2 separate regions of the Mus musculus genome follow, and region 2 is linked to region 1. Evidence: chromatin loops called from intact Hi-C (ENCODE). Cell type or tissue: heart. All regions are shown on one strand. Links, peaks and the distances in the headings refer to the core of each region. The heading gives the core; the rest is flanking DNA.

Evidence for each region. A loop is a pair of places that touch in the nucleus more often than their neighbours do. Peaks named below come from ENCODE experiments on the same cell type or tissue, not always from the same donor. Only the 100,000 strongest peaks of a DNase experiment are listed, where the experiment ranks them.
Region 2: a loop joins it to region 1, with 4 times the contacts of the local background. A loop is called at or near these places in 2 of 42 quality-filtered maps.

What each region holds. Positions count from the first base shown.
Region 1 is chr6:31,588,408-31,598,580 of GRCm38, reverse strand. No RefSeq gene overlaps it. Among named protein-coding and RNA genes, the nearest start is that of Gm31486, 12 kb to the left of the region's middle. In heart, for the core only: no CTCF peak of the experiment used is centred there; DNase peaks (open chromatin) are centred at 5,810 and 9,100; H3K27ac peaks cover 4,907 bases.
Region 2 is chr6:31,637,472-31,647,644 of GRCm38, reverse strand. No RefSeq gene overlaps it. Among named protein-coding and RNA genes, the nearest start is that of Gm13846, 8.5 kb to the left of the region's middle. In heart, for the core only: CTCF peaks have their summits at 3,927 (motif pointing right) and 7,990 (motif pointing right); DNase peaks (open chromatin) are centred at 5,024 and 7,974; H3K4me3 peaks cover 1,267 bases; H3K27ac peaks cover 3,939 bases.

The DNA.
Region 1 (10,173 bases), core at 1,640-9,639:
ACTGTGAGGCTTCCTCTTCTAACAGGAAGTGGGGTTCAAAGGAAGACATTTATCTTCAAGGGCCTCCAAGGCTGCTAATCTCTTTCTACACACTTCAGCGCCATGACATCTGTCTCTGAGAATCACTGTCCAACCCTGGGCTCCCAAAGCAGTTTCACTCTCGGTTTTTGGATATCATTTTTGTTCTTCTAAAGGTTTGCTGTTTAATCTCCATGTGTATCTGGTCTTGTACTGCTCTGCTTGTCTCTTTTTCTTGGAGCTTTTAATTCCCCACTGAGTCTATCTGGATGTCTGTCTGTCTGTCTATCTGCCCGATTTATCTCCATGGTTTCTCCTTACGTGCACTGTTATTCTAATTTTTCTTGGAGCTTTTAATTCCCCACTGCACTGTTATTCTAATTTTTTTATAATTTGTTACGTGCACTGTTATTCTAATTTTTTTAAAGTATCTTTTTAATTAAAGATTTGGGTGGGCCCCAGGGCCACCCTCTATTCTAAACCTGCCTTTGTGTAGAGACTCAAGTCAGTGCAGCCAACCTCCCAATGAAAACACAAATACAATATATCGTGCCTAGTAGATTGAGGCAGGAGGATTGTTGCAATTTCAAGGTCCAACGTGGGCTACATAGAGTTCCAAACTCTCCCCTGTGTTATATAGTGAGACTCTGAGAGGTTGGGGGCTGTAGCTCATTGGGTAGGATGCTTACCCAGTGTGACATGAAGCCCTGGAAGCCATCTCCAGCAGAGCATAAGCAAGCATGTTAGACTATGCCTGTACTGTCAACACTCAGGAGTTCACAGTCATTCTCAGCTACACAAGAAGTTCAAGGCCAGTTTAGGATACATGAGACCCTCACTCTGGAAAAACAAAACACAAAAACCCTTACAAGTCCTCAGCCAGAGTCTTGGAGAGCAGTGTACATTTCTTCAGTGTCCGTGGAATGACGAAGGAAAGGTTGTACCATGGATCCATCATACATAAAATTTACTCCCATCTGAATGGGCTCTTGCTCTCTCTCTCTCCCTCTCTCTATTCTCCCTCTCCCTCCCCCCACACCCCATCTCTCTCTCCTTCTCTCCCTGAAATTCTTCTGAATTTTGCTGTTGTTTTGAAACAGATGAAGGACAGTCCTCTGGTACACTTACCATACTGCAAAGAAGTTGAACTTAGGGCCTCCTGCCTTCTTGGCCAGTAACCTATTGATAGAGCTTTATCCTCAACGCTTGCAGGCCCTGTTCTCATGTGTACTGCATACAGGATAGGTTTGCCACTCATCAAGGTCTCTGGGCCTGTGAAATTGGGACATTGAGGGGCAGGGTCGATTTATTGGGTACTGACTTATAAGGCTGTCAAGTCCTTCAGACCCTCCCAGGAGGATGGCTCTTCCCCTAACAAGGACAGCTCGCTCTCTCTCTCTCTCTCCCCTCAAGTCGTAAAGATCACCCCTTAGTCTACTGGGTCCCCTCCACCCAATGTGCGCCTCTCCAGCCCAGCCTGGCAGTGGAAGGGGAGTGAAGCCGGAGAAGAATCTGTGGAAATTCGAGGCTTTCATCTCTTAAACAAATAGCGCATTCCTCTGGGTTGCCGCTGCTGCTGGAATTAAACAATGATGTGTTCAGGGAGGCTCCAAGGCGTTACCTTAGCAACGCCCAGGCTGTTTTCATGCAAGATCCAGTTAAAGAGGAAGGAGAACAAAAAATAATCAAGGGACAGCCCTGGCTGGGGTCCAGGGACGAGGGTCTTTGGCTGAGTATTCGTGTTTTGTGTTCTGCTGGGTTTGTGGCCCTTCTTCTGCTAAGCTTCCTCTAGCTCTCCTGGTGTGTGCACGCCTGCGAGGCTGGCTCCCTGGAATACTAACACAGGCTCAGAAAGGAGACGGACAGACGTTACAGGTGGTCCGGCCTAAGCAGAGGTGACTTAGAAAGTCTAAAGGTCACAAGCCGAAGAGGACAAAAGAAGGTGCCTGCAGTCTTCTCCAAAGAGACTGATGGGCCTGTGACGGAGACCCAGACACACAGGCCCCTGCTGCCCACAGCATGGCCCATGGCACAAAAGGATCAGTGGCTCTCGGGAGCACCAGAGCCGTGCTGTATGCCCCAGCACCCTGGGTGGTTCATTTTTGCTTGTAATTCAGAGGCTTGGATAACTGATGGTGTCGTTCACACCTGTAGTCAAAGTGCTTGGGAGACTGAGGGTCCCGGCTTGTTACAAATCCAAGTCAGCATGGGCTACAGAATGGGACCTTGAAAAACAAAACGTGGTGGTAGTGTTGGGTTTTCTACGTCTTTCCTTGGTCATGGTGTCTGTTCTCAGCCGTAAACCCCTAACTAAGACGTGTAGTGAGATCTAGGTCCCCCAGAGCTACACAGTGAGACCTTATCTACAACAAAACTACAACACATAAAAATAATTTTCTTTTCTTTCTTTCTTTCTTTCTTTCTTTCTTTCTTTCTTTCTTTCTTTCCTTCCTTGTTTCTTTCTTTCTTTCTTTCCTTTCTTTCTTTCCTTTCTTTCTTTCTTTCCTTTCTTTCTTTCCTTTCTTCCTTTCTTTCTTTCTTCCTTCCTTTCTTTCTTTCTTTCTTTCTTTCCTTTCTTTCTTTCCTTTCTTTCTTCCTTTCCTTTCCTTTCTTTCTTTCTTTCTTTCTTTCTTTCTTTCTTTCTTTCTTTTCTTTCTCTCCTATAGAACCCTCTCAGGTTCAGCCCTAGTACTTGTTAGGGAAACAGCCTCAAACTCAGAAACCTGCCTGCCAAAAAAAAAAAAAGAAGAAGAAAGAAAGAAAAAAAGAAAAACAAAACGCTAGGAGTCAGTGCCTGTTCTCTCTCCCCTTCCACCACAGGATCCCGGGACAGAGCTGAGCTCAGGTTGTGGGCTTGGCAGCCAGTGCCTTTAACCTTGACCCTTCTCTTTGGCATGAAGTTTGTTTCTTTTTCTTTATGTGTTTGGTGGGGGGAGTGGGATTTTTGTTCTTTGTTTGTTTGGTTGGTTGGTTAGGGTTGTTGTTTTTTTGGTTTTTATTTTTTGTTTTCTGAGACAGGGTTTCTCTTTGTAGCCCTGGCTGTCCTGGAACTCACTTTGTAGACCTCAAACTTACAGAAATCCACCCACTTCCCCAGTACTGGGATTAATGGAGCTACCATATAGTTTCTAAGAATTGAACCTGGGTCCTCTGCAAGAGCAGTAAGTGCTCTTAAGCTTTGAGCTATCTCTCCAACCTCCTTTCAAATGTTATTTTTTATTTTGTATGTCTGAGTGTTTTACCCACGTGTATGTATAGTGATATGAGTGCATGTCCACCACTTGTGTACCCAAGGGAACTGGAAGAGGGTATCTGTTGAGGTTTGGTCTTTTGCTGTCTATTGTAATGCAGAATGTGGGTCCCCAATATGAAAGAGTCTGCATATACACCTTGGCCCCAAGTTATCACTGACTGGTAAATAAAGATGCCAACAGCTAATAGCTGGGCAGAGGAGACATAGGTTGGGTTTAGGGAAAGGAACCACGAGGGAGAAAAAGGTTTAGGAGGAGGAAGGAGAAGCTGCCATGGGTTAGGGGTCAAGAGAATGTGGCCCTGAGGGCTGGCCAATTGGAGTTAAGAGCAGCCCAGATGGAACACAGCAAGTAATAACTCGGGGTTATCAATAGGGAAGGAGATTCAAACAGCATAGAGGGTAGGCAGCTGCCCAGCTCTTGTGCTGTTTAAGGTTTCTTGTAAATATAAAGGTTGAGTGTGTTTTTTTATCTGGGAACTAAATGATCTAAGGCAGGGTAGAAACCCTGTGTTGGGATTAACTAATTTCTACAACAGGTGTTAAATCCTCTGGAATCTACAGGCAGTTGTGAGCCACCTGATGTGGGTGCTAGGTCCTCTGCAAGAGCAGTGAGTAGTGAGTACTCTTAGCCACTAGGCCATCTCTCCAGCCCTTAACATCAGTGTTTTATGATGCCTGTGACAATGATGGTACTAATAACCAAGATGACATTAGATAATTGTAAACTGGATTGTGCCTTCCTACATCAGCATGCAGTCAAGTCCTAACACCCCAACGCCAAATGCCTTTGCAAACAGGATGACTGCACACACGTGCACACACACACACACACACACACACGTACTTGCACACACACGTGTGTGTGCATAAGCACACATATATATCAAATATATGTATACATACACACATACAACATATATCTGTATATATCTATCATCTATCTACAAGTTAAATGAGGTCATCAGTGTCACTCCTAATCCAATGACTGCTGTCCTAGCAGAGGGACATTTGAACACAGATACAAGGAGGGAACCATGTAGTGGCTAGACAGAGACTAGAATAAAGGTGTTACTGCCAAAGGATGGTAAAGAGTTGCTGATAGCTGCCAGAAACTGGTAGAGAGACTCGGAGCCTGACTGAGCCCCCAGGAAGGAAGAAGCTTACAGCGTCTGGCCTGAGACTTGTGGCCCTGGCACTTCAGTGATTTGGAGCCTCCCAGTTTCTGCTGCCTCTTACGGTGACTCCCGGAGCAGCATGTTTCTGGTCAGTGCCCCATTCTGTAAGGGCAGAAGCATTCCACCTGCTTTATAGACAAGGAGGCTCCATTAGCACCCTGTGAGGGCAGAGTCATGGTCCTAAGGTCACAGTGGAGAGGTACTTGGAGCTAGGTCTGCCTAGCACCCAGCCAGGCCCACTGGGATGGGAAAAGGATTCACACAAAGTGTTGAGGCCTGTGACTTTTGTCCCTTAGCACACCATCAAAGACACATGGTGAGAGAGAGGGCTAGTGTCACCAGGCTGTTCCCATGTGAACTGAAGGGCAATCATGTCTGCCATTCCCTGTGGGTCAGAGGTGCCAGCACCATCAGTGTGTGGTGACACAAGAGAGGACATGGCAGAAGACATACCTTGAATGGACTCTACAAATTCATATTTGAGTTGTCACAATGACCCAAAGTCCCCAGTCGCTGTTTTACTTTCTTGATAATATTTCTTTCATACCACTCACGGCGTTCCTGCCTAGGGACTGGTCACATGCCCATTTCCTGCCTCTCATAAAGGAGCATAAATTCTGCTTCCTAGAACAGGGCTGTATCCGGGGCTTCAGGGAAAAAAAAAAAAGCAATGGGAAGGTTGAACACACAGCTCAGGGGGAGAGCACTTGCTGAGAGTGGCCCTGCCTGTTTGTACAGCGCTAGCAATTGACCATACAGGGTATTCAAGGCCAGGCTAGAGGAGCTCAGGGATGTGCTGAGGTAGACAACTTGTCAAAGCTGGGAGACGAAGGTTGAGAAGCAAGAGGACACTCTACCCCTCTTCAACCCCAGCTCTGAGGATCCTCTTGTCCCTTCTTTCTTTCTGCCATTAGACTGTGCACAGTGGGCTAGGGGCAGCATAAAGGAGTCCTTCCAGAACTTTCCCCAAGGACCCTGAGGTGGTTTGCTGAAGACCATTAGGGGAAATGATAACAGGGAGGTGGAAGGAAAAGGCCATGGGGGCTGGGCTAGCTGAGAAAGTCACCAACACCAGTCCCCACCCTGGTAGACTCTGGCTCTGAGCTTATCTTCCTGTCTTCTGTGTCCATGACACAGAATGAATGATGTACCACACATGCACAGACCTAGGTGGGAAGAAGGACAACTCTGCCTTCTCCAATACAAAGGAGAAAGGGGATTCTTAGCCTCAGGAAACACAAGACTCCACCCATTGCCAGCTATGCCATTGCATCCCCTACCAGCTTCCTCTTCTCTCCCAGCCCCTCGCCACCCCAGCAGAGGTAACTCCACAGTTAGTTCCCTGAGGCCTCCTTGGAGTTTCATTTGGACACTGGTCTTTGTACAAACCCTGGCTTCCTGCCTGGATTCTTTGTTAAGGCTCTAGCTGTTTCCTCTTCTTGCAGACTCCTCCCCACTCACACCCATGTCTCCCCAATGTAAGCAAGAGAGGCTGGAAGCTGACTCCTCTACCACAGAACCCCAGGGGCATCTAAGTTCTGTTTAAGCTCTGCAGAATTCCATACTTCACTATCCCCATGCTACAGCTGTTACAGAATCTACTGGCCAGGATACAAAGCCATGATCCTTACACTGAGCCCACTCAGGTTCCCAGAACCTAAAAGTGCTCCTTCTAAACTGGGCTTCTTCCTATCCTTCGTTCTGTGCCTAGAGCCACACTATGCTCTGTGAAGGGCACGAGATGAAGGAGCTAAATATGTCCTCTTATCAGAAACCAGATGTTGGTTAGGGGAAAGGAACCAGAGAGGTAGCACAGAAAACCCAGTATCAATGACATCCAGCAGCATGGTGGCCTCACCTCTGCCCAGACCTCATGTGACAATACCTGTCCTAGGCCATACCTACAGCCACCTGAATTCTGTCCCAGGACTCCTCTGTCTGGATATCCAAACATGAGATGGGATGGCCAAGGCCAGGAGGATGCAGAAACTGGTAGAAAGATGCTATCAGGACAATCTGGGACCCATTTTATGTGTTCCCTGGTTGTTCCTAGCAGAGACTACCCTGAAAGCATGTCCCCTGTCCGGCTCTCCAGTTCGACTCCTGTGCTGAAGGAGTCACTTCCCTACAGAACCATGTGAGTCCAGTCTCTATCTTTGTCTTTCCCAACAAGAACAGAGGCTACAGCCACAATGAAGGGGGGGATTGGGAGCTAGGGCAAGAGGCTAATCTACAATCTAATCTAATAATCATCTTATCAGAGGATTAAGTGCAGGTCAGCCCAAATGGTTAGCACAAAGGTTGAAACACACAGGCCAGATGCCTCCGTATTTCAGCTCATTACCTGTGTGGGGTGGAGACATTAGTCAGCCTGAGAGTCTATGTCTCCTCATGCTATGGTGCTTAAAAATATGACAAAAAGGTCCCCACCTCCTCATGATGCAGTAAGGGTTGCTTAAGTTCAACCATGTAAAGTGTCTAAAACTGCCTTTGCCTGTTTAACTCCCGTCACTCTGGAAAATACTGGACATGGGCAGACACAGAAGGCTCATGCTGGAAAACAGATGAGAATAATTTTGTGATTTGGGGATTGGAAAAAACGACTTAAAATTTCCAAAGCACTTGCAGAAATTAGAAAGGCTGAATAACAAAGCGAAGTTTAATAAGTCAAATTTGCATCCCGGCGATGGAATGGGAGAAGTGAAGGCCTGCTCTATCCTAATGTGAGTGTGTAAGGGACTTGGAGAAACCAAAGAAGAGAGAGTCAACTTCTAGAAATCATCAGAAATTAGACCGGGGATAGGAGTTGACAGAACAGCTGCAGAGCCTGCAGGGAAAGCTCTGTGGTCATCAACAGGAGATGAGGTGGGGGTGCCAGTGTGGCAGTGCTCGGAGAGGCATGAGACAGGCATGCCAGGTGACAAGCCTCTGTGAGCAGTTCCAGGTGCACGGCGACAGGAGGTGGCAGACATGACCCAGCTCTTTGGCTGCTGAGTATCCAACTAAAAAGATTCTCCAGGTTGTTGTCTACCTTATTTGCTGAGACAGAGTTTACTGTTGGAGGCAAGCACAAAGGTCCTCCTGCTCACAGATAAGCCACAGGAGGAACCAGGAATGTTAAACACACAAGACTGTCTCTTCAACCGGAGAGGTACACAACCTGTTTTTCCACCCAGAAGGCTGGGGATGGAGGTGGTTAATAGCCTGGTGATCTGTGTTATCTGTAGGGCCAGGACACACCAGGCTCCCACAGCAGGACTGGAGGTGGCTAATAGTCTAGGCATCCTTTGCGTTATCTGTATGGTCAGAGGTTTCCCCAAACCCCCACAACCAGGACCAGAGGTCACCAATAACCTAAATGACCTCTACACTCTCTGTATGACTGAGACCATGCCAGGTCCTGCCCTAGGCCCTTAAAATAACGCATGCAGCCTATAGAACCCATCTTCATGGAAAAAGTGATCCGCACTTTGAGTTTCAATGTACTTGTGACTTCTTGTGCACAGGGGATTGTGTTACACCAGGAAACTTGTTTTCTAACTGTACTGTTCTTAAATATGTCTACAGTAAACTGCTCAGGGTCTGACTCAAGACATTTGAATCAACACTGGTTCACTAAATTATTGTACTGGCTGGTTAGACACAAGTTAGAGTCATCAGAGAAGATGGAGCCTCAGTTGAGAAAATGCTTTCATGAGATCCAGCTGTAAGGCATTTTCTCAATTAGTGATTAATGGGCAAGGGCCCAGCCCAGGGTGGGTGGTACAATCTCTGGGCTGGTGGTCCTGAGTTCTGTAAGAAAGCAGGCTGAGTAAGCCATGGGGAGCAAGCCAGTAAGCAGCACCCCTCCATGGCCTCTGCATCCGCTCCTGCCTTCAGATTCTAGACCTGCTTGAGTTCCTGTCCTGACTTCCTTCAATAATCACAGAAACTTTTCCTCCCCAGCTTGCTTTTTGGTTATGGTATTTGTAGCAGCAATAGAAACCCTAACTAAGACAATCATGTCGAACTGTATTTCTTTCTTGCCTCTCATGGATCACTACTCTGGTGGTTACAGAGACCCACACAGTCTACACACAAACACATATACATACACTCACATATACAATACATATCCAGATACACGTACGCGCACACACACATTGAAACAATATGCACATACATATACATGCACACACTCAAACACACAGATGAGTTTTGTTTTGTTTTTAATAGAATACTTTTAAAATGAAAGAAAGACAGAGAGAGAGGAGGGTGGGGGGAAGAAAGAAAAAGAAAGGAAGGAAAAAACTCTCCCAGGTCCACAAGGGGCCTTGCTGGATGTTAGCTACAGTCTTACCTTATGTGGAATCTGGACTTGGAGACTATGAATTCATTTGGGGACTCGAAGCAATTCTTACAGAGTCTAAGAAAATGGGATATTTTGTCATTAATCTAATGGGCAAGAATTAAAACCCCAATAGGTACGACTGTCAGCAGAGACAGGGGCAGGAAGGAGGAGAGTACACAGTAAGGGAGTAGACTTGGTGATGGGAAAGGCCAAGGAAGGCCCAGGATTCAGCCCCGGAGGCTCGGGCTTATCATAGTGGGCTCATCCTCCATCACACAAATGCTTTCTAAGGTCGAAGGATGGGCAGGGCTCTCCCTAGGGAGGAAATGTCCTAAATGGAGCCCACAGGAAAGCACATGGGCCAGCATGCAAAGGGAGACAAGGAGGTCTCCAGGAGGGCAAGGGGAAGGGCAGCATGGGCTGGGGCTGACTGGAAGGTTCCTGGGCTGGCTACTCTCTGAGAGAACCTAGGAGGTGGGAAGAGCCCACTCTGCTTCCAGAAAACTGATGCCCACAGGAGCCAGGTCTCCTACCTGTCACTCCACTCCAACGGCCCCTCAGCACATACACACGCATGCTGCATTGCACATACTTTATATCTAGTGCCCTGTTACACACACCACAGCACTCGTGTCACATACATACACACATCTATACCTAATCACTCACACCATATACACACTGACATATAACCTCCTACACCTACATCCACACATTGACCCTGTGTAGACATAACTATATACTAACCCTATATATACACACCTATACCCACACACTAACCCTACACACATATAAACCCATACACTAATCCTATGAACATAAATATACACTGACACACTAACCCCACATACACGCCTACAGCCACACATTAACCCCACATAAACACCTATAGATAACCATTCACTACCCCAACAGGTGCATCCACATTCTAACTGCATATACACATTTACACCTACATACTAACGCCACATACATACACACATACAAACCCCATATTTACATACTGACCTGTGGTGGTTTGAATATGTTTGGCCCAGAGAGTGGCACTATTTGGAGGTGTGACCTTGTTGGAGGAAGTGTGTCACGTCACTGTGGATGTGGGCTTTATATCTTAGCTCTCTGGAAGCCAGTCTTTTCATGTCTGCCTTTGGGTGAGGATGTAGAACCCACATCTGCCTGGATGCTGCCATGTTCTTGCCTTGATGATAATGGACTGAACCTCTGAACTTGTAAGCCAGCCCCAATTAAATGCTGTCCTTTATAGGAGATGCCTTGGTCTTAGGGTCTGTTCACAGCAGTAAACCCTAACCAAGACACTTCCCAAGCACTAATTCTAAATGTACATCCAAACACCAACACACTAACACCACATACATACCCCCATAATACATTCACCA
Region 2 (10,173 bases), core at 916-8,915, 50 kb before region 1:
TGGGTTATAATTGTTATTCTTCTTGGTCACCAACCTGCAACCTAGCCTAATATTCAGAATTTAACAGCTTCTACAAATAAATTAGATGATTATTTTAAATAGATGGGAAGGGAGAAGGGGGGAGGGGAAGCAATAGATGGTTGGTAGATAGATAGATAATAGAGATTAGATATGATAGATAGATAGAGATTAGATAGATGATAGATATGATAGATAGATGATAAATATATAGTATCTTGACTGACAGGCTGACAGACAGACAATGGATGGAAGGCACACTCCTTGCTTTTCCCTGTCTCTCTGGATACAAGGACTCCATTATAGGAAGTGGAGTGGAACAAGTTGAGCTCCCCAACCTCCACAGGTCTTTTTCTCTCCTTTTCTTTTCCTGTTGAACCCTCCTAAGCAGTTCCTCTGTGCCGACAGCCCAGATGCATTTGATTCTTGGGTCAGGTTATGTTGCTCTTGGCCAATGACTGCTTAGAGACAAATGCATTCCTGGAAACTACATTGTAAATCCAATTGTCATAAAGCAGCTCGGGCTTTCCCATGGAAACAATGTCACGCTGAATGATGGCAGGAGGGAAAATACTCTGCACAGCGCTTTGTGCTTTCAAAGAGGATCCACGCACACACGCTGTTGAGCTTGTCCTGGATGGTGGGCGATATGTTCTCTTCATTGTACAAAAGGAGAAATGGGGGCTCACAGAAGCACTTTGCTTGGATCACATGGCTCCTAAGGGGCTCTCGCCTTAACCACGCGAGCTCTCGGCTTCTATCGAATTGTTTATACAACAGAAAGTGAGGCCAGATGCAAGGACTTCAGAACTCCAAGCCTCCACAAGAATTTCCAAATGATAAAGCTCTGCTCTTGAGTCACATAAAACAGGCAAATGAGTGGGTCAGTTCCTCCAGGCACTCTTGAACTACAAAGTAGCCACATAATGCATAAACATCCAGTTCTGCCCACCATAGAGCATCTTACCTGAACAACCACACTGAGCCTCCATCCATCCAGAACACGTAATGAGCAGCTGATCACTACAGGACAGAGCACTGCAGTGCAGAGGGCCCCACACACACACTCTAGATCCATGCACTCAGGGTTTAGCCCCCTTTAACGCTGCTTGCTGTTCGGAAAACAAAATTAAAATTCATAAACAAGCTTGATTTTGTGTTTCTGGCTTGGGGAAGGAAACAAACAGCACAGACATCCTTCAAGAAGGGCTGCCTGGGGCTGGGGCTGGGGCTGGGGCTGGGGCTGGGGCTGGGGCTCAGGCTCAGGCTCGGGCTCGGGCTCGGGCTGGCTCAGTGGTTAAGAATATTTGTTGCTCTTGCACAGGGGCAGGGTTCAGTTACCAACACCCATACAGTGGCTTACAAACATCTGAGAGTCCAAGTCCAGTTCTAGGAGACTGGATGTCCTCTTTTAGTTTCCTTGAACACAAGGCACATACACACACACACACACACACACACACACACAGAGAGAGAGAGAGAGAGAGAGAGAGAGAGAGAGAGAGAGAGAGAGAGGCAAAATACCCACAGGTCCCATGAATCAGAGTCAGAAAAGATGTAAAGGACAGGACTGGGAGCCCAGTGAAGGGTCACTTGGAGCTTTCCCATCCAGGCTGAATGTGATTCCCACCCATCCCACCTGTCAATAAAAAGAGCTTTCAGATTTACAGAAAACACAAACTCCTCCGTCTGCTCTGCTACTACTACCAGGGCAGCTTTGCAGACTCTAGGACCTGTCCAGCTTCCTCTTGTCACTCTCCTCTCTCAATGCTGTCACCTCCACAGATTTAAGTAGGGAGGGCCCAGGCTCTGTCCTGTCCAAGTGGGCGGGGGATAAAGACCAGGTACCTGGTATGAGGTCAGTCTAGACCTCTGTGGCTCTCTCCTCTGTCCTCCACTCACCTCCGTCTAGAGACTTTACAGTCGGGAGAGGAAATGTCTGTGAGTCAGATGACTACCTGGGTATGGTCTTTGCTGGCACACATCTGAGCTAGGGTGGCCTTTGATTGTCCAGCTCCCTGCGTAGAGCACCAGGCCTACTGCTCATCCCGTCCCTGCTCCTGGGCAAAGTGGGGGTGGGGAGGTTGCCCAGACTCAGTGCACTCCAACTCTAGATGGCACTTGAACCTAGGCTGTCCACTGTTTATGACCCGCTGGCAACCCTCCAGGCACAGGGCCCAGCTGGCTGCCAATTCCCTACATTACAGAGTGGCCCAGCAGCCTCCAGAACTCAGGGAGGAAGTACCTGCTGTCCCTACCGCATCATGCTCTAGAGAGGCTTTAGACCGGGAACACGTAAGCAGTAACTCAGGATAGCCAGAAAAGAACAGGATAAAGTGGGGGCTGTGGCTCAATGGGTAAGGTACTTGCCTAGCATGCACAAAGCCCTAGGTTCAATCCCAGTATTGTATAAGATAGGCATAATGGTACAGTTGGTACTGTATCATCAGTATGGTAGAAGCGGAAGGATCAGGCTGCTCTTGTGGGCTACATAGTAAATCCAAGCTAGAGCTACCTGAAGGACTGCCTCAGAGAACGTAGAGGAGAACTCGGTGGCTGGAGCTGCAGAGTCCTAAAGCATACCTACCCAGAAACTGAAACCCCAGAACCACTTAGGTTCAAGGGCAAACAGGACAGAGGTGTCTGCTTCTTCAAGCAGCCAGGAGGCTGCTCTCCTGAGGGCCGCATGAATTTACTAGCTACTCACCTAGCAGCTGGTGGAATGGATCACCCATGTGTCTTCCCTCAGACCCTGGGCTGTCAGGGTTACTCCAAGCAGACCCGGGATTGTTCCATCCTGGGCCTTGGAAATCAGAATGCGCATGGATGGGCTGAGCCCAGCCAAAGCACAAAGCACACTGACAACAAGCAGTCTTTGTAACGACAACCCTGAGGAGTTCAGAGGTGCAGCATGCCTGTGTAGCCATAACGCTGATAATTTACACTTGGTCTCAATATGGTTGGAGATAGCAGACGCAGGGAATGGAAGACTGGATCAGTGTTTTTTCAAGTGCACCCAATACTACTGTTGTACACCTTAGCAGGAAGCCAAGCTCAGGCCTCCAGTGTGAACTATTGATTGAGACTTCATCCATGCTAATGTGCTAACTGACTGCAGCATATAAAAATTACACTCCTAAACAGCTTTTAAAAAGTGGGGGACTGGAAGGATGGCTCAGTGTGGTTAATGCATGCTGCTCTTGCAGAAGATAGAGTTTAGTTCCCAGCGCCCATGTTGTGTGATTCACAACTGCATATAAGTCCAGCTACGGAGGATCTGATGCCCTCTTCTGTCCTCTGAAGTCACACACACACACACACACACACAGAGTACATCCTTTACAAAGGAACAAAATGGGGCTGAAGAGATGGCTCGGTCTTACACGCGTTCACGACTGGCCAGGAAGAACACAGCAAACCGGAATCTTCTGCGGCAAAACTTTATTGCTTACATCTTCAGGAGCAAGAGTGCAAGAGAGCAAGAGCTCTATTGCTTACATCTTTAGGAGCCAGAGTGCAAGAGAGCAAGAGTGCAAGAGAGAGAATGGCGAAACCCCGTCCCTTTTAAGGAGAATTATCCTCCGCCTAGGACGTGTCACTCCCTGATTGGCTGCAGCCCATCGGCCGAGTTGTCGTCACGGGGAAGGCAGAGCACATGGGGTGGAGAACTACCCTTGGCACATGCGCAGATTATTTGTTTACCACTTAGAACACAGGATGTCAGCGCCATCTTGTAATGGCGAATGTGAGGGCGGCTCCCACAGCTCGGTAGTCAGGAACAATTACTACTCTTACAGAGGACCTAGGTTCAGATTCTAGCACTCATACATGGCTCACGGCTATTTTTCTTTTCTATTTGTTTTTTATTGTATTTATTTAGTGTATGAGTGTTCTGCTGCACATACACCTGCAGGCCAGAAGAGGACATCAGATACCACTGTAGATGGTTGTGAGCCACCATGCAATTGCTGGGAATTGAACACTGGACCTCTGGAAGAGCAACCACTGCTCTTAACAGCAGACCCATTTCACCAGCCCCTCACAACTAGTTTTAACTCCATCTCCAGGGGACCCAGTGCCCTTTGCTCTCTACAGATACCAGGCCCACACATGTCATATATGCATACATGCAGACAAAAAAAGCTCATATACATAAAAAAATTAATTTAATTTTTAAAAAAGTTGGAGGCTGGCAAGATAGTTAAGTGGGTAAATGTGCTTGCCACCAATCCTGATGACCTGAGTTTGGTCCCCAGGATCTACCCACATAGCAGGAGAACCAACCTCCCCCACATTATCCTCTGACCTCCACACAGTTGTTTGATCCCACTCCAGAGTCTAAACTGATTGGGTTAGGGTTCAGTCTAGGCTGGGGACCCCAAAGCCTTCACTGCACAGGCAAGAGGACCTCACTGTGAGAAGTTTTGAATACCCTTCAATTTCTTCCTTCCCAAAGACCCTTGAGTTTCTTGCTTGCAGAGTTTATTTCCCCAGCTTTAAATTTTTTATTACATTTATTTATGTGGGGGAGGAAAACAGGGTTGTGTGGAGGTCAAAGGACAACTGGCAAGAGTCGGCTCTCCACCATGTTGAGTCCCAGCGATTGAAGTCAGACCATGGGGCTTGGCGCCAAGTGCCTTTACCCACTGAACCACCCTGCTGGGCCCACTTTCCCAGGCACCACCTCAGTTCTGGGAAGAGCAGGCTGCCATCCAAGTACAGCATGACATCTACGTGCGGTTACAGCTCTGCAGCACACGGCTCTGCTTCGAAACAAAGGGAGAGGACGTTGGGAAGCAACCTTCCCTACCCCCAGCCAGGCACAGACTCAGCCAGGCAGAGGGGTTGGGGGCGGGGCTGCAGTGCAGCTGGGTGGTGGCGATCCCTACCGCCCCAGTCCTCATTTCCTGATCAGCTCAGAAAGCATTTCCATGTTGGCCCAAAGTTTCTGTTTCCTGTCCCCTCCCACACTATTTTTAGGCCCAGCAGGCATTTCCTGTGTTGGCCTGTCCCACCCACCTCGGGTCTGTCCTGGCTTCTCCTATCAGGATGCCTGCAGGGTGGGCCTGACACACGTGATTCCCCTCGTAGGGACCCTGGTGTCCCTGGAAACAGGTTGGTACCCAGCAGGTGGCCCGCAGCTGCCAACTCCCACTTGGTGCCACCCACCCAACGCAAGACTTGCTGTTTCAGAGTCGGCCCTTCCCTTAGGCCTGAGACTCTCCTATCTCTGTGTAGCCATCAAGATACACAGGTGCTGCAGGGACTCCCCAAGAATGGGCAGTGGCACTTCAGGCCTGAAGGTTGGCTTTTATCCTCTGATATCCTAGTCTTGTTGCCATAGTATGGGGAGAACCTGTCAACCTGTGGGTCGTGTCCCTTTTGACAACTATCCCTGAAAATATTTACCTTATTATTCATGACAGTTATGAAGTAGCAATGAAAAATAATTTAATCGTTTCGGGGGAGGGGATCATCACAACATGAAGAGCTGTATTAAAGGATGGCAGCATTAGGAAAGTTGAGAATCACTGAGAGTTCAGGGACTTCCCAGCCTAGACCTAGTCCTTTTACCCTGAGTTGCTCCCCATGCAGCTTCGAGTTTTTAAATACCTCCTGTGCCTAGAATAACAAGGCTCTGTTTACCCAGGCTGAGGTAGACAGGAGAGGACCTTAAAGCTCAGAAACAAGGAGGCTTGAGATTCATCCATCCATCCATCCATCCATCCATCCATCCCAGCCCATCTGACTGCGTGAAAGGATCCACACCACAGATCTCAGTTCTGGGTTCTTCATGACTGCCCTCCTAAAGAGTCTGTATAGACAGCTGACTTTCTTGCTTTCTCCCTCCTCAGGAAAGTATCACACCACAGATACGCTGCATCCATGCCCACTGCATAGATATAAATGTAAAAAGAATAAGATGTTTCCACATCTTCAAGAACTAATTGCAGGGACTGGAGAGAGAGATGACTCAGTGGTTAAGAGCATTGGCTGCTTTTCCGGAGGACTTGGGTTCAATTCCTAGCACCCACATGGCAATTCATAACAATCTGTAAGTCCAGTCCCAGGGGATACAATGCCCTTTTCTGGCCTTCATGGGTACTGCTTGCATGTCTGGCATGGACATGCATGCAGGCAAAACACTCATACACATTTAAAAAATTGTTTTTTTATGTTACACATTAAAAAAATAGTTTTAAAGAACCTTTTGCAGGAGGCAGGGGCAGAAGTAGGTAGATCTCTGTGAACTTGAGGTCAGATTGGTCTAGATAGCAAGTTCCAGGCTATACAGGGCTACACAGAGAGAATCTTTAAAAAAAAAAAATTAGGCTGAGGGTGGTATCATAGACAAGCAATCCATGCAATCCTAGCACTTAGAGACTGAGGAGCAAGGACCAGCTTCAAGGCCAGCCTGGCTTCATAGTGATACCATATAAATAGGCAAACAAATCTCACCCTTTTGTGATCCTTTACTCTAGCTAAGGAAGAGTGGAGACCACAGTATTTGAAGTCAGACCACAGCGTTTTCTCTGGTTCTTGCTCTCACTGTGTAGCCAAGCTGTCTCAAGCCTCCCAACTGCTGGATAATGGGCCTGAGCCGCTGCAGGAAGCCCAGCCTCTTCTCTTTGCATCAGATTCAGGTGGAAAGAAGCCACTTCCCAGAGCAGTGTCTCCAGAACTCTCAAAGGGAGGTTGCCACCAGTACTCTGCAGCCAGCTCCTGTTGGATTCAGTACCACCCACCTGGAACATCAGATTGCCCAAACACCTACAGAGCTATTCTTACACCAAGTCCTAACCAACTCAAAGTGGCTATCAAATGAACATCTCCTCTATCCCTTCTCTGTTTTTCTTTCTCTCTTAATGACATCTGAAACCAGTGGCTATGAGTCACTAGTCTCTGTCTTCTTGACTCCAGAACTTGAGTTCACTAATGGATGGCCTTTCTCTTTCTGGGTGTGAGTCTTTCTGGAAATGTTGCCTTCTGTCCATCTTCTTGGTTAAATGGTTGAAATAATCTATGCAAGATCGCCTAAAAGATATACAGCTCTCAGCTACTGTGTGTCATGTACACACAGTAGGGCTTCGGGGGCTGAGAAGAACCACAATATAATAAAATCTTTTAAAACTCTTGCTATTTTTGGGACTAGAAAGATGACTCGGTAGTTAAGAGCGCTGGCTGATCTTGCCGAGGATCCAGGCTTAGTCCCCAGCACCCACATGATGGCTCAGAGCCTTCTGTAGCTCCAGTTCCAGGAAATCCAACCCCTTCTGGATTATGTGGATATTACATCCATGTATGTGGCACACACACATTCATGCAGGCACAAACTCATGCATATAAAATAAAAACAAACAAAGCTTTTTAAAGAAGAAACATCTTACTACTTAACACAATGTACCACCCACCTAGTGCCAGAGAATAGAGCTGCCCTGGCAAACCCCAGGGACTGTGCAGACAGCTGCCACACTGTAACAGCTGGCAACAGTCACTGCAGAGGACCTGGACAGCTTAGACTCTACACCTGAGCTGATCAACAGAGGAGCCCAGCTCTCTGAATATTGCTCTGTGCTCTGCCCTGTGAGGCCCCCACCCTGTCAGCCCTACATCTCTTGCACTGCCTCTGTTGTCTGGTCCCGGCCATGGCTGAGAAAAGCTGGTTTCCTGGGAGCCTTATAGAGCACTCATTCCTGAGCTGGTAGATAAAGCCACCTGCCAGCTTCCAGGCCCCCTCTTCACCTGTGTCAACCCTCAGCCATCTAGAAAACAGGCTGCTTGGGAGTTAACTGTCCACACTTATTCCAGAAAGTTGAGGAAACCTAGAGAGAAACTCACCCTCTAGGTTCAGAAGCAGAGGAGCAACACACACACACACACACACACACACACACACACACACACTCAGCTATGATGGAGAAGAATGGCCCAGTGGCCAATTCACTGTACCACTCTGGGCCACCAGATGGCGGGCACAAGCCACCTGACTTGACCATCATCCCACTCAGAAGCAGCTGTTTAAAGGGCAACTTCAGTCAGAGGCCACCCTGAAAGGAACCCCAATAACTCACACAACACACCTACATTCACATTCCCAACTTCGCACATAACACAAATAGACAGTGCATACATAATATATACATATTTAATATCATACACAGCACACACGATATAAACACTACAGTAAACAATACAAACTCCTTATAACATACAACACACTCAATAGACAACAAGCACACATACCCAACATCACACACACACTATATAATACATATTAAATGTACATATTCTTAATATCATGCACAGTACATACAATATAAACGCTACAGTACAGAGCACACAGCCACATATCAACATCATAAACACAATATAGCATGACACATATATAATACTCTTTACAACATGCAACAACACACTACAGCACAGAGTACGACATATACCACACACAGCACACAACAATGTATGCAACATTTCACACACCACATGCACTTCACACAGAAAATACAATATAGACAACTCAAGACGCAAGAGGCCTGGTCACATCCCACACCCCACTTTGAGAGCCTGCTGGTTTCTATCTTTGGCTCTCTCCCTGTTGCCAAGGGTACCTATCAGTTCCCAGGGTGACCTCCCTCCCCCATCACCTCCTCCCTCTCTCCTCCCAGAAACTAGGCAACTCCGCCACCACTTTCTGCTTCATTGGGTACTTTCCTTCTGGTTGCTTTTCTGTTCAACTAACCAGGCGATCCCGCGACACACACTATCATTGCTTTATTAGGAGGAACAGAGTCCAGACTGACACCTTTGCCCTCATGGTGGGCAGACAAGACTCCAGTGAGGCAGACCCCACGTACAAAGCCCTCCTCTTACTTACTCCCCTCTCCTGACACACCTGCTCCATCCCCATACATGCTGCTGAAGTCCTGTTAGGGTAGGAGAGCCAAGTGAAAGGAATCCGGTTCCGCCCAGAGCCAGCGGCCCCTCCCATTGGGCTTCACTGAGAGACACAGAGGGACAATAGGTAACTTGGGACACCATACTGTGTGCCTGAGGCTAGGCCTCTCCGGTCAGCTCTATCCTGGGGCCCTCCGGAGCTAAGCCCTGGGAGGTTGAGCCCATTTCAGGATATCTGGTGAATCTCAGAGCTGGGAACCGGCCTCTGGCCTGAATTGGCTTCTCTTTTGTGCTGAGCCTCCAGCCAAGGACCAAGAATAGGGAAAGACAAACAATATTCTCCAGGCTCCGGTAGAACAAAGGGAAGGCTGTGCGCTCTCTGAGCAGGGTGTCTTCACCTGGATGTAACTATTTATCAGGCAACCCAGGCCCCACCCCTTCCAATCTTCCCATCCCCACCGCCATACTCCTCCCTCCCCAGGGTCCTAGCCCCGACGTCCTCAGCCCCAAAATGGAGTGAAAAATTGCAGTCAGTGGCAGAACCAAGCGAGGTAACTTAGAATCTCCCAACCCTTAAAAGTTGCTGGATTTTTGTTTGTTTGTTTGTTTGTTTGTTTTCAACTACAAAACCAGTGATTGTTATCGTGTTTTCATTTTGAGAAGCTCATCAGAGTAGGCTCACAGCTAAATCCTTTGTTCAGAAGTAGTAAACACGGCAGGAATACAGAGTATTAGTTGCAACTACAGATCATGGGAAGTCAGGGAGATGAGAGACCGCCAAGTCCAGGGGTCTCTCAGACGCGAAAACATCCTCACCTTTTAGTGAGATCAGACAGGCAGACTCTCAGCCCATCAAGCTCTCAGACACGCCCTCTGTGGGTGAATGGAGGAAGGCAGATGTACTGTTTCCACAAGGTGAGCTATTACTCCGCCTCACAAAAGCAGGGGATTCTGACCCAGGTACCAGCCCTTAGGAATGTGGTGCCCAGTGGGGGAGAGGGGGGAACCGTGTCATACAGGGGGAAATGCTGTCTGAGCCCAGTTATAAGAGGCACCAAAAGTGGGCAAACCTGTGGCAATAGACAGTACGATGGGAACTGGTTGGATACAGAAAGCTTTAATGTGAGGGCGTCAAGTCCAGCCCCTGTCCCAGCCCCTTCCGTTTCTTAGACTCCGTGGCGTCCAGACGGCCTTTGGCTTCCTCCCTCCTCAGCCTCAAACCACCCCAAGCTCTGGGGAAACTGAAGCTCGAACTTTGCG